2 separate regions of the Homo sapiens genome follow, and region 2 is linked to region 1. Evidence: chromatin contacts called from ENCODE Hi-C or POLR2A ChIA-PET data. All regions are on one chromosome and are shown on one strand. The core of a region is the stretch at or near the end of the contact, and the rest is flanking DNA. Distances in the headings are between cores, read along the strand shown. Region 1 overlaps LOC102723763 (a long non-coding RNA gene). Region 2 overlaps ADD1 (adducin 1).

The links. A loop is a pair of places that touch in the nucleus more often than their neighbours do. ChIA-PET counts read pairs that join two places held with the same protein, here RNA polymerase II (POLR2A). Pooled maps may share reads with other maps.
Region 2: a loop to region 1 is called in a map of heart right ventricle, with 2.5 times the contacts of the local background. The contact joins two enhancer-like sites. A Hi-C loop is called at or near these places in 10 of 168 maps with a recorded cell type or tissue (CD8-positive, alpha-beta T cell, GM11168, GM13976 and 6 more) and 9 of 50 pooled maps. POLR2A ChIA-PET finds 5 or more read pairs at or near these places in 4 of 52 experiments (AG04449, H1, MCF 10A and 1 more).

Annotation. Positions count from the first base shown.
Region 1 is chr4:2,768,029-2,774,559 of GRCh38, forward strand. All of the region lies in intron 2 of LOC102723763 (a long non-coding RNA gene), which reads left to right. Among named protein-coding and RNA genes, the nearest start is that of TNIP2, 15 kb to the left of the region's middle. RefSeq lists an enhancer at 3,312-3,361. Within about 2 kb of position 2,908, at least 3 of the 41 ENCODE cell types and tissues checked have a DNase peak (open chromatin) inside an H3K27ac peak, as active enhancers do.
Region 2 is chr4:2,911,638-2,918,168 of GRCh38, forward strand. ADD1 (adducin 1) reads left to right here. Exons shown (of 16, transcript NM_001354761.2): 14 at 3,247-3,403. Among named protein-coding and RNA genes, the nearest start is that of SLC75A1, 20 kb to the right of the region's middle. RefSeq lists an enhancer at 3,050-3,119. Within about 2 kb of position 2,846, at least 5 of the 41 ENCODE cell types and tissues checked have a DNase peak (open chromatin) inside an H3K27ac peak, as active enhancers do.

The sequences.
Region 1 (6,531 bases), core at 1,658-4,157:
TGGCCTTCACAGATCTTTCCTCTCTGTAGCCTTGATGTTTGCGTCTGTTCAATGAAAATTAGCCACAGCTTACTTTTGTCGTGTATTAAAGACATTTGTAGCAAACACCCATGATAGCTGGCGTGTGCCATGCTCTCTGCTGCTCCCAGGCCACCTCATCTGGATGAGGGTGATGTGCCCGTACGGTAGAGGTGATGCCACCTATGAGGGTGATGCCCAGTAGAGCCCTGAGCTGCACAGCCCCTGGGCTAGGAGGTGAGGGTGGCTCTTGGGTCTTTGGTGGCTCCCATTCCTTGTCAGAGCCATTTTCCTCCTCCCAGAAGCCGTCTTCTGGCCTCCTTCCTGTTCAACCCCAGCCCCTCCACACACCGAGCGGGGTGTCTGTATTTCATCCCCACGGAGCCTTCATCTCAGCTGCCAGTGAGGGTTCAGGTGCCATCTGAGGCGTCTGCTGATAGCCAAGGTGTTACCACTCAACTCCGGTGTTGGGTGATGGCTACAGCGCAGTCTGCAAATTAAGATGTTTGATGGTAAAGAGTTACTTATAACAAAGAGGTTTTTGAAGACAGAAACTGCCGAGGAAGACGAACCCCAGGAGAGATGCTCTTGGGGGCGAGTTACATACCTGGCAGCTCCCGGCAGGCTCCTCCCCAAGTTGAAAAGTCCCTTCAGGTGGGAAGAGCCCAGGGAAAAATGTAGTCCTCACTGAACAGCTGAGAAACTGGGGCTCAGAAGGAAGGACCAACTGCAGCCTTGGTGGTCCCCAGGATAGAGGGCAGGGCTCCCCATGCCCCCAGACCCAGGCCCTCATATTCCCCACCAAAGGCTCAGGAATGTGTGGCTCCATGTAGGAGTGTGGGTGAAGGGGAGCTGAACATAAGCAGGATGGCTAGAAACGGGCAGGGAACCAGATCCCCTCCCCCCACAGCCTCCACCCACAGCTGGGCTTCTGGGCTTCCCCCGCCAGGCCAGACACCAGTGGCTTCTTCCCTGGCGTGGAGCAGACGGAGGGTCTCTGGATGCGGGGGAATATCAGGCTCAGCGGGGCTGAGGTTTCATGCTGAAGGTGGGAGGATGTGATGCACATTTACATGATGCCAAGACCCCAGCGCCGTCCCATCCACCCACCCGCAGTGCTCAGAACGCCGGCAGCCAGACCTCTCCCCTCTATGCAGGGTGTCACAGGGTGTCCAGGGAACCTGATCGGCAGATCACACGGGCGGTTTCCTGCCAGGTCACTGCTTACCAGTCCCTACTCTCCAGCCTGAGAAGCCAGCCGGGATGACCAGACATCTGAGAGATTCCTCTGATGTGGAAGAGAGAGACAAAACAAACAGAAAAAGGACAACTGGAAGGAAACAGAGACTGTTCTGCGAGAAGACAGCTTGGAAAAAACTGTCATTAATATATTCAAGAAGGAAAGATAAAATTTTGTATTTATGAAAAAAGAACTAGGTGCCATAAAGAAAGAACATTTGGAGAATATAAAGAGCACTTGGAAATTAAAAATAGGATCATGGAAATTGAAAACTCAGTAGAAGAGTTGGAAGATAAGATTGAGGAAATTTTATAGAAATTAGAGCAAAAAGTTGAAAATAAAGCCCTTGCAGTGGTGCATGCCTGTCGTCCAAGCTACTCAGGAGACCAGGGTGGGAGGATCACTTGAGTCCAGAAGTTCGAGACCAGCCTGTGCAACATAGCAAGATCCTGTCTCAAAAAAAAAAAAAAAAAAAAAAAAGTTGAAAAAGAAAAAAGTTGAAAATGAGAGAAAAAAAGGAATTGAAGGACCAGTCTGGGACACTTAACATCTACATAATATGTCTAGATAGGGAGAACAAGGAGGGGAGAAAATCATCAAAGAAACAATCCAAAAACATTTCACAGAAATTAAACTCAGCCAGGCACAGTGGCTCACGCCTGTAATCCCAGTACTTTGGGAGGCCGAGGCGGGCGGATCACCTGAGGTCAGGAGTTTGAGACCAGCCTGGCCAACGTGGTGAAACCCCGTCTCTACTAAAAATACAAAAATTAGCCAGACATGGTGGTAATCCCAGCTACTCAGGAGGTCGAGGTGGGAGAATTGCTTGAACCTGGGAGGCAGAGGTTGCAGTGAGCCGAGATCATCTCAGTGCACTTCAGCCTGGGCAACAGAGGGAGACTCTATCTCAGAAAAAAGAAAAAAAAAAAAGAAATTAAACTCAAGTTTCTGGATTGAAAGGACCTGTTGAGTGCTTAGAACCAAGAATGAAAGCAGATGTGTACTTAAGGCACATCAAAGGGAGTTTCAGAACATGGGAGACAAAGAGAAGATCCTGTAAATATCCAGAGAGAAACAACAGGTCCTGGCCAGCAGTGGTGGCTCACGCTTGTAATCCCAGAACTTTGGGAGGCCTAGGCGGGCAGATCACTTGAGGCCAGGAGTTCGAGACCAGCCTGGCTAACATGGCGAAACTCTGTCTCTACTAAAAATACAAAAAATTAGCCAGGCATGGTGGTGGGCGCCTATAATCCCAGCTACCTGGGACGCTGAGGCAGGAGAATCGCTTGAACCTGGGAGGTGGAGGTTGCGGTGAGCTGAGATCGCCCCGTTGTACTCCAGCCTGGGAGACAAAAGTGAAACTCCGTCTCAAAAACAGAAAAGCAGTAGGTCCTGTACAACTGGCCAGGATCAGAATGGCTTCTGACTTCGCAACAACACAACTAGATGGTTGAAGTCAATGAATGAAAGCTCTCAAAATTCTGAAGTTGGATGATTTCTAACCTCAATTTTTATACTTAGCCAAACTATTCATCATGAGTGAGGGTAGAAGAGAGAATTTCAGAATGATAAGCCTTCAAAAAATGTACATCCCTGGCCCCTTTCTCAGGAAGTGACTCCAGGGTATGCTCTGTCAAAGAGAGAGTAAACCAAGAAAGAGGAAGTGGTGGGATCCAGGAAGCGGGATCCTACATAAGACAGAAGGGCGAAAGAATGCTGGTGAAGGGAGGCCCCAGGGTGAAGGCTATGCCCCCAGCTCACAAAACAGAGTCTACTTTGAGTTGGCAGAATATCTGACATACTGAAATGCTTTGGGGGAGACTGGGACATTTGGCAGAATTTGGAGTTGAATTAGTAATAAAAAAAAGTAAGCAAAATTAGAAAGACAGCATTTATTAACTCCAGAGGAAACAAGAAGTTAAGCAGGGAAGGAAAAGTTATGATGGCCCATTACATAGCTCAGGTATGAAAGAGTTCATGCTGTCCCCTCACAATGTCAACTGTGACTCTTGACCTAAATCAAAGATGATATAGTGATACTGGAGGTCAGGAAGTAGCAATTTAAGTGTGCTTTTCAGGGATATGAAGATGAAACCAAAAGAATGAGCTGCAAGTTGAAGGCAGTTGCCTCCAGAGATGTGAGTACAGGGGACTGCTGTATTTTGTAAGCAGCCTTGTAAAACTATGTAGCTGTTTAAATTATGTGCATGTGGCTGGGTGTGGTGGCTCATGCCTGTAATCCCAGCACTCTGGGAAGCCAAGACGGGAGGATTGCTTGAGCCCAGGAGTTCGAGACATGCCTGGGCAAGATGGCAAGACCCCACCTCTACAAAAAAATCTGCTGAGCGTGGTGGTACACACCTGTAGTCCCAGCCACTTGAGAGGCTGAGGTGGGAGGATCGCTTAAGCCCAGGAATTTGAGGTGGCAGTCAGCTATGACTGTGCCACTACACTCTAGCCTGGGTAGCAAAGTGAGACTCTGTCTGTCTTAAAAAAAAAAAAGAAGAAGAAAAAAGAAAATGTGCATGTATAACTCTGATGAAAAGTAAAAACTAAATTCGAAACACACTCATGACTTACATACCGTTTTCCCTTGTTGGTAAGTCAGCGGGATTTGAACTTGTGCCTCGGGATCGACAGATTTCTGTGTAGTACTAGAGCATGTCCCTGTTGTCACAGGGCCACCTGCACCCCCCCAAGTGTGGTATTGACAGGGAAAAGAGCATTTTACCAATTCAGGTCTGTGCATACCGGCAAGGGAGCACCTCTCAGCAGCCTCCTGCACTGGAGAATGCAGGGAGGGAGCAGGGTTGCTGCTGGGGGCTCCCGTCATGCTGCAGTGGGGGCTGTATGACAGCACACCCCTATCCTGCTAACACCGGGCCAGGTAGAGTGTGCCACTGGGGGATTCTCAATGACTGATCTTTTGTTTTGAGATGGAATCTTGCTCTGTCGCTCAGGCTGGAGTGCAGTGGCATGATCTCGGCTCACTGCAACCTCCGCCTCCCTGGCTCAAGGGATTCTCCTGCCTCAGCCTCCCGAGTAGCTGGGATTACAAGTACCTGCCACCACACCCAGCTAATTTTTGTATTTTTAGTAGAGACGTGGTTTCCCCATGTTGGCCACGCTGATCTCGAACTCCTGACCTCAGGTGATCCACCCACCTCGACCTCCCAAAGTGCTGGGATTACAGGCGTGAGCCACTGCACCTGGCCCGACTGATCTTATAATAAGCACACACGTTAATGTGTAGTAATAAAATGCTGCTTTTACCTGCCATTATAGATGGTGGTGACACTAAGTTTTATCTTCAATGAGCAAAAATGCTCATTTGTATTTATTTAATTACTAGTGAAGTAGAACATTGTCTTAGTCTATTTTGTGGTGCTGTAACAGAATACTCAAGACTGGGTCATTTATAGAACAGATTTCTTTCTTTTCTTTTTTTTTTTTTTTTTTTTGAGATGGAGTCTTCCTCTGCTGCCAGGCTGGAGTGTGGTGGCGGGATCTCGGCTCATTGCAACCTCCGCCTCCTGGGTTCAAGCGAGTCTCCTGCCTCAGTCTCCCATGTAGCTGGGAGTACAGGCGCCTGCCACCCCACCCAGCTAATTTTTTGTATTTTTAGTAGAGACGGGGTTTCACTGTGTTAACCAGGATGGTCTCGATCTCCTGACCTCGTGATCCGCCCGCCTCGGCCTCCCAAAGTGCTGGGATTACAGGCGTGAGCCACCGCACCAGGCTAGAACAGATTTGTTTCTTCCAGTTCTGGAGTCCAGGAAGCCCAAGGTCTAGGAACTCACACTGGGACAAGGGCCTCCTTGCTGCATGATCCCATGGAGGAAGGTAGAAGGGCAACAGGGCATGCCCCAGAGAGAGAGAGAAGGGAAGGAGGCCAAACTCATCCTTTTATTAGGAACCCACTCCCATGAGAACCCGCGTCAGCTAGAATGGCATTAATGCATTCATGAGGGCTTGGCTTATTAAAAGTCCCACCTTTCAACACTGGAGCACTGGGGACTAAATTTCTAATACATGAACTTTGAGGGACACATTCAAACCCTAACAAACATGTTTATTTATTCATTTATTTTTTGAGACAGGGTCTCACTTCATCACCCAGGCTGGAGTGAAGTGTCACCGTTGTAAATCATTACAGCCTTGAACTCCTGGGCTCAAGTGATCCTCCTGCTTCAGCCTTCTGAGTAGCTGGGATTATAGGTGGGCACCACTGTGCCCAGCTAACTTATTTTTATTTTTTAGTAGAGCAGGGGTCTTGCTATGTTGTCCAGGTTGGTTTGAACTCCTGGCCTCAAGCAATCCTCCCACCTCCACCTCCCAAAGTGCTGGGATTATAGGTGTGAGCCAGCGTGCCCTGCCAGGGATTGATTGATTGATTGGTTGATTGATTTTTAGTGACAGGGTCTTGCTCTGTCACCCAGGCTGTAGTGCAGTGGTGTGATCACAGCTCACTGCAGCCTCAACATCTCGGGCTCAAACGATCCTCCTGCCTCAGCCTCCTGAGTCATAAGGTTTTAAACTATGGGCATTTTAAGTTTTGTCATTCACACATAATTAATTGTTTACTCTGGCACTTTCCTGAGCAACTATAAGCCTAAAGTGTTTCATTGTCAAAGAGTGACCAAGGGAAGCTACCCACTAGGGCTCATGGTACCACTGATCTCTTGCAGCAACTGGGGTCATCGGCAAGTTCTCATTCAAGTTCCGAGCTCTACAAATTTGTGTTTTAAACTCTCCAGGTTTAGGCGAGGCGCGGTGGCTCACGCCTGTAATCCCAGCACTTTGGGAGGCCGAGGCGGGAGGATCACGACATCAGGAGATCGAGACCATCCTGGCTAACGCGGTGAAACCCTGTCTATACTAAAAATAGAAAAAAATTACCTGGGTGTGGTGGCGGACACCTGTAGTCCCAGCTACTTGGGAGGCTGAGGCAGGAGAATGGCGTGAGCCCAGGAGGCAGAGCTTGCAGTGAGCCGAGATCGCGCCACTGCACTCCAGCCTGGGCGACAGAGCGAGACTCCGTCTCAAAAAAAAAACAAAAAAACTCTCCAAGTTTATTTGAGCAATTAGTAGACTGGACTGGGTCCTGGATCAAATTGGATCAAATTGGTTCTGATAATTCACTGGACTGGATTCAGCTGGAGGCCTCAGATAGGTACTTTTTTTTTTTTTTTTTTTGAGACAGAGTCTCATTCAGTTGCCCAGGCTGGAGTGCAGTGGTGTGATCTGGGCTCACCGTGACCTCCGCCTCCCGG
Region 2 (6,531 bases), core at 1,596-4,095, 140 kb after region 1:
TAGAGACTGGGTTCCGCCACGTTGCCCAGGCTGGTCTCAAACTCCTGAGCTCAAGCAGTCCACCTGACTCAGCCTCCCAAAATGCTGGGATTATAGGGTGTGAGCCACCGCGCCTGGCATAACCTGAAATAATTTTGGCTGCCCTCTGGATTCAATTGCAAGTGAAATGAAGGATTAGAGATGAAGATGTGAGTCTACACTGCAAGCTATTCAGCCCAGGGAAGGACTCTTGTGTTCCCATGTGCACCTCACCAGGGGCTGTGTTCTCCAACACCCTTCATGCTGTGTGGTAGAAATGCAGAGGGGCAGTAAGCTCACCCCTTGGACTCTCTCAGTGACCTGTGTTGAGCACCTAACCTGTGCATGGTCCAGCACTGGGAATGCCAGTCCAGATCCAAGTTGGCCCTGCTCGTAGATGAAAATCTGATGGTCAGAGAGGTCAGCCGCTAGTGCAGGTTGCACAGCCTCGGGTGGAGCTCTTGTTCCACCCAGGTTGCCTCAGTCAAGTATGGAAAGTTACTGGGCCTGTGTTTTGCTTTAGAGGCTTGTCAAGTGACAGGGAGGTGAGGGGAGTGGCAGGAGGGGAAGCTAGGCACATCTTGGTTTCTTGTCTGGGTTGTCCATGAGTGGCGTATGTTTCTCTGCATCTCAGTCATTGCTCTGTGTCCTTTCTTGCAGAGGAATGTGATTCTCTGTTCCCATAACTGGTCTTGACAGCAGCTTAACCCTTAGCTGTGGTCTGTGGAGGAGGGAGCTCTCCACCACTGGGGACCTGCTGCGCTGTGCCTCGGGCTTCAGCTGTCTCAGTATGAGAGAGCCCCGCTTGTCCTTTGGGGCATCAAAATTGGGAACAAGGGTTTTGATGTCTCTGTGCCAATGGATTTTTATTTGTATTTTTATTTTTATTTTGAGACAGCATCTTACTCTGGCCCATGCTGGAGTGCAGTAGTGCAATCACAGCTCACTGCAGCCTCGACCTCTCAGGCCAAAAGAATCCTCCCACCTCAGCCTCCTCAGCAGCTGGGACTACAGGTGCATGCCACCATGCTTGGCTAATTTTTAAATTTTTTGTAGAGACAAGGTCTCACTATGTTGCCCAGGCTGGTCTCGAACTCCTGGGCTCAAGCAATCCTTCTGCCTTGGCCTCCCAAAGTGCTGGGATTATAAGCATGAGCTGTGGTGCCTGGCTGATAGTTTATTCTTTGTTTGTTTGTTTGTTTTGTTTGAGACGGAGTCTTGCTCTGTTGCCCAGGTTGGAGTGCAGTGGCGCAATCTCGGCTCACCTCAACCTCCGCCTCCCACGTTCAGGTGATTCCTTTGCCTCAGCTTCCCGAGTACCTGGGATTACAGATGCCCACTACCACGCCTGGTTAATTTTTTTTGTATTTTTAGTAGAGACAGGTTTTCGCTGTGTTGGCCAGGGTGGTCTTGAACTCCTGACCTCAGGTGATCCACCCGCCTCAGCTTCCCAAAGTGCTGGGATTACAGGTGTGAGCCACCATGCCTGGCCTGATAGTTGATTCTTGATATTTGATTCCTTTACTAATTTTAACCACTTGATTTAAATGAACTTAAGCATTTCTCTTGTATCACCTTCTCATTTCATTGGCAGTGATATCAGGATGCAGGTGCAGCCAGCCAAACTGCTGTTGCTGGGATACCATCTCTAGAGTGCCATCATGTGAGGGCTCTTAGCAGTGGCCAGCCCAGCAGCTCCTCCTTCAGATAGTGAGGCAGGCCTCTGGTCAGGGAAAGACTTGGCTCGGGCCACAGCGCTAAGACATGGCAGACAGGACTCAGCTTCCTGTCTTGGTGAGGCAGGGCAACTTCTTAACGAAAAGCCAATGGGCCTCGAGTCAGACCTGGTTCAGAAGAGGGTTCCCTTTGACTTGTTGACTGTCGAGAGTCTCCAGGCTCCCGGGCAAAGGTTGCCTGTTCCAGCAGCCCATCTGTCCCTCTCGGAGCTCTGTGTCACTGGTCAGCACTGGGTACGCAGCATGCTAGGTGGTAACCCCTCAGCCCATCCCAGTCAGTCCAAGTTCCCCTGTCTCTGCTTGAGGAGCGGTCGGCCTGTGTGAGTTGAATTTCCCGAGTCAGCCCAGCTAGGACGCTCTCCATCTCTGGTGTTCACTCCGCACTGAGAGCAGCACTGAAGGACCAGGCCTGGCATCCAAAGAATTGTGGTTTCTCCTGTTTCTATTTGGTTTTGGAAGCTGTCAGTCATGTGCATGTGTGTAAGTGCTGGATAACTGTCTTAGAAGTGAGCTCCAGGGTAGCCGGGCGTGGTGGCGGGCGCCTGTAGTCCCAGCTACTCGGGAGGCTGAGGCAGGAGAATGGAGTGAACCTGGGAGGTGGAGCTTGCAGCGAGCCGAGATTGCGCCACTACACTCCAGCCTGGGTGACAGTGCGAGACTCCGTCTCAAAAAAAAAAAAAAAGAAGTGAGCTCCAGGGAATTAGGGGACATTTTCCTGCCCCTGACCCAATCAGGCTGCACTGTGGGCACAGCGCTGTGCTGGGGCAGGTGGCTGTGAGTGGACCGCACCCCCTGATGCCCACCCAGCCCACTGTGCTGGCCTGCAGGCTCCACCTCCTGCTTTAAGATTGGTGTGGTCTGTGAGCCGCCTTGGTGCTTCGCTTTCTTCTTTTTTTCTTTGGTACAAATTTTCAGAGTTTTCCAAATTCCTCAGCTAAACACTGGTGTCTTGGGGCATGTTGTCATCTCGGAATGTTTTGGGATAAGCTCCAGGAACTAGTTACAAACTAACCACAGTCAAAAGAACAGAACTTACCTGTGCTCTTAGAATATGAGCAAAGCTCTGAGCATGCCTTACGCTGAGTGCTGTACCTCGTGACAGTTTCTGATGTCATGAGGAAAACTTACTGACTTTTAAACAGTAACAGGAAAGGGCCTCTTCCCCTTCTGCTCCACAGTGAGGAGTGGGCACCCTCCCTGAGGTGCTCTGTGCTCTTGGGTCTGCATTGGGCTTTTGCTTCTGAAACCTGGAAGGCTCTGTAGGATTTCTTTTGTGGTTAATATCTGTTCATCGTGGCACTGACCTGTGTTTCCATTATATACCACTGAAGGCTGCAGCTCAGCCTAGGCCTCGGGCCCATGGCAGTGCAGTCTCAGGGGTCTCTGCTCCTGGAAAGCCTCCTGCCCCCGCCCTGCCTGCAGCCTGCCTGGGAGGAGGGAGAGTCCCCATCGGGCCGGGCTCCTGCAGACCAGATGTGCCTTTCATCCACAGGGAGAGCTGGTGACGGCCTCCAAGGCCATCATTGAAAAGGAGTACCAGCCCCACGTCATTGTGAGCACCACGGGCCCCAACCCCTTCACCACACTCACAGACCGTGAGCTGGAGGAGTACCGCAGGGAGGTGGAGAGGAAGCAGAAGGGCTCTGAAGGTGAGTGCTTGTGGTCCTGGGCACGGCCACTCCAGAAGGTGAAAGTGCTCTGGGAGCTTCTTTGTGGTCCAGGTGCTGGCTGTGGGTGGTGATAAGAATAGTCACATGCATCAAAGACAAACCAGAACTTTATCCAGTACTCATTTCCAACCTAGTCACTCAGGCCAGAATGGAAGAAATTGCTGGCCGGGCACAGTGGTTCATGCCTTTAATCCAGCACTTTGGGAGGCCAAGGAGGGCGGATGACCTGAGGTCGGGAGTTCGAGACCAACCTGACCAACATGGAGAAACCCCATCTCTACCAAAAATACAAAATTAGGCTGGGCATGGTGGCTCACGCCTATAATCCCAGCACTTTGGGAGGCCGAGGCGGGCGGATCACGAGGTCAGGAGATCGAGACCATCCTGGCTAATACGATGAAACGCCGTCTCTAGGAAAATAGAAAAAAAATTAGCCGGATGTGGTGGCAGGCACCTGTAGTCCCAGCTACTTGGGAGGCTGAGGCAGGAGAATGGCGTGAACGTGGAAGGCAGGGCTTTCAGTGAGCCGAGATTGCACCACGGCACTCCAGCCTGGGCGACAGAGTGAGACTCTGTCTCAAAATAAATACATAAATACATACAAATACAAAATTAGCCAGGTGTAGTGGCGCATGCCTGTAATCCCAGCTACTCGGGAAGGCTGAGTCAGGAGAATCGCTTGAACCCGGGGGGCGGAGGTTGCGGTGAGCCGAGATCGTGCCATTGCACTCTAGCCTGGGCATCTCAAAAAAAAAGAAATTGCAAAGTTAGGCACACTTGTGAGTGGCCCTGGCTAGGAGGGAGACGTGTGTAAATGACGATGTGGAGGACTAGTGGTGGCCACTCACAAGAGTCTGCGCGCCATACTAAGACACACCGGGGCCCCTCTGCCAAAACGAGGCTGACCCCGAAGATGTCCTGCCGTGGTCCCATCCAGCAGCTGTGATGAGAGGAGACAGCAGGACCGAGGGGCAACCCACAGAACTCTGGGCTGGAGGGCATTGGTCCTTCTCCCAGGGAGGTTTCTGTCCACATGGAGTGACCAGACATTCACAAAAGAATTCACTAATTTGGATCAGTTAGTGGGAAAGCCAGCATGCATATTATTATTATTATTATTATTATTATTATTATTATTATTATTATTATTTTTGAGATGAAGTCTTGCTCTGTCGCCAGGCTGGAGTGCAGTGGCACGATCTCAGCTCACTGCAATCTCCGCCTCCTGGGTTCAAGCAATTCTCCTGCCTCAGCCTCCCGAGTAGCTGGGACTACAGGCATGCACCACCATGCCCAGCTAATTTTTGTATTTTTAGTAGAGATGGGGTTTCACCATGTTGGCCAGGACGGTCTCAATGTCTTGAACTCGTGATCCGCCCGCCTTGGCCTCCCAAAGTGCTGTCATTACAGGTGTGAGCCACTGCGCCCGGCCCTGAATATTATTTTTAAGAGACTTTTGTCTCTCTCTCTCTTTTTTTTAAATTAATTATACTTTAAGTTTTGGGATACATGTACAGAACGTGCAGGTTTGTTACATAGGTATACACGTGCCGTGGTGGTGGCACATGTATGGGTGGCACCCATCATCTACATTAGGTATTTCTCCTGATGCTATCCTTCCCCTAGCCCCACACCCCTGACAGGCCCTGGTGTGTGATGTCCCCTTCCCTGTGTCCATGTGTTCTAATTGTTCAATCCCCACTTATGAGTGAGAACATGCAGTGTTTGGTTTTCTGTTCCTGTGTTAGTTTGCTGAGAATGATGGTTTCCAGCTTCATCCATATCCCTGCAAAGGACATGAACTCATCCTTTTTTATGATTGCATAGTATTCCATGGTGTATATGTGCCACATTTTCTTTGTCCAGTCTATCATTGCTGGGCATTTGAGTTGTTTCCAACTCTTTCGTATTGTGCATAGTGGTGCAGTACACATATGTGTGCATGTGTCTTTATCATAGAATGTTTATAATCCTTTGGTTATATACCCAGTAACGGGATTGCTGGGTCAAATGGTATTTCTGGTTTTAGATTCTTGAGGAATCGCCACACTGCCTTCCACAATGGTTGAACTAATTTACACTCCCACCAACAGTGTAAAAGTGTTCCTATTTCTCCACATCCTCTCCAGCTTCTGTTGTTTCCTCGCTTTTTAATGATCGCCACTGTAACTGGTGTGAGATGGTATCTCATTGTGGTTTTGATTTGCATTTCTCTAATGACCAGTGATGATGAGCTTTTTTTTCATGTTTGTTGGCTACATAAATGTCTTCTTTTGAGAAGTGTCTGTTTATATCCTTCGTCTGCTTTTTGATGGCATTGTTTTTTTCTTGTAAACTTGTTTAAGTTCCTTGTAGATCGTGGATATGAGCCCTTTGTCAGATGGATAGATTGCAAAAATTTTCTCCCATTCTGTAGATTCCCTTTTCATTCTGATGATAGTTTCTTCTGGTGTGCAGAAGCTCTTTAGTTTAATTAGATCCCATTTGTCAGTTTTGGCTTTTGTTGCCATTGCTTTTGGTGTTTTAGTCATGAAGTCTTTGCCCATGCCTATGTCCTGAATGGTATTGCCTAGGTTTTCTTCTAGGATTTTTATGGTTTTAGGTCTTATGTTTAACCCCTCTTGAGTTAATTTTTGTATGAGGTGTAAGGAAGGGGTCCAGTTTCAGTTTTATGCATATGGCTATCCAGTTTTCCTAACACCATTTATTAAATAGGGAATCCTTTTCCCATTCCTTGTTTTTGTCCAGTTTGTCAAAGATCAGATGGTTGTAGATGTCTGGCATTATTTCTGAGGCCTCTGTTCTGTTCCGTTGGTCTCTATATCTGTTTTGGTACCAGTACCGTGCTGTTTTGGTTACTGTAGCCTTGTAGTATAGTTTGAAGTCAGGTAGTGTGATGCCTACAGCTTTGTTCTTTTTGCTTAGGATTGTCTTGGCCATACGGGCTCTTTTTTGGTTCCATATGAAATTTGAAGTAGTTTTTTCTAATTCTGTGAAGAAAGTCAGTGGTAGCTTGATGGGCATAGCATTGAATCTATAAATTACTTTGGGCAGTATGGCCGTTTTCACAATACTGATTCTTTGTATCCATGAGCATGGAATGTTTT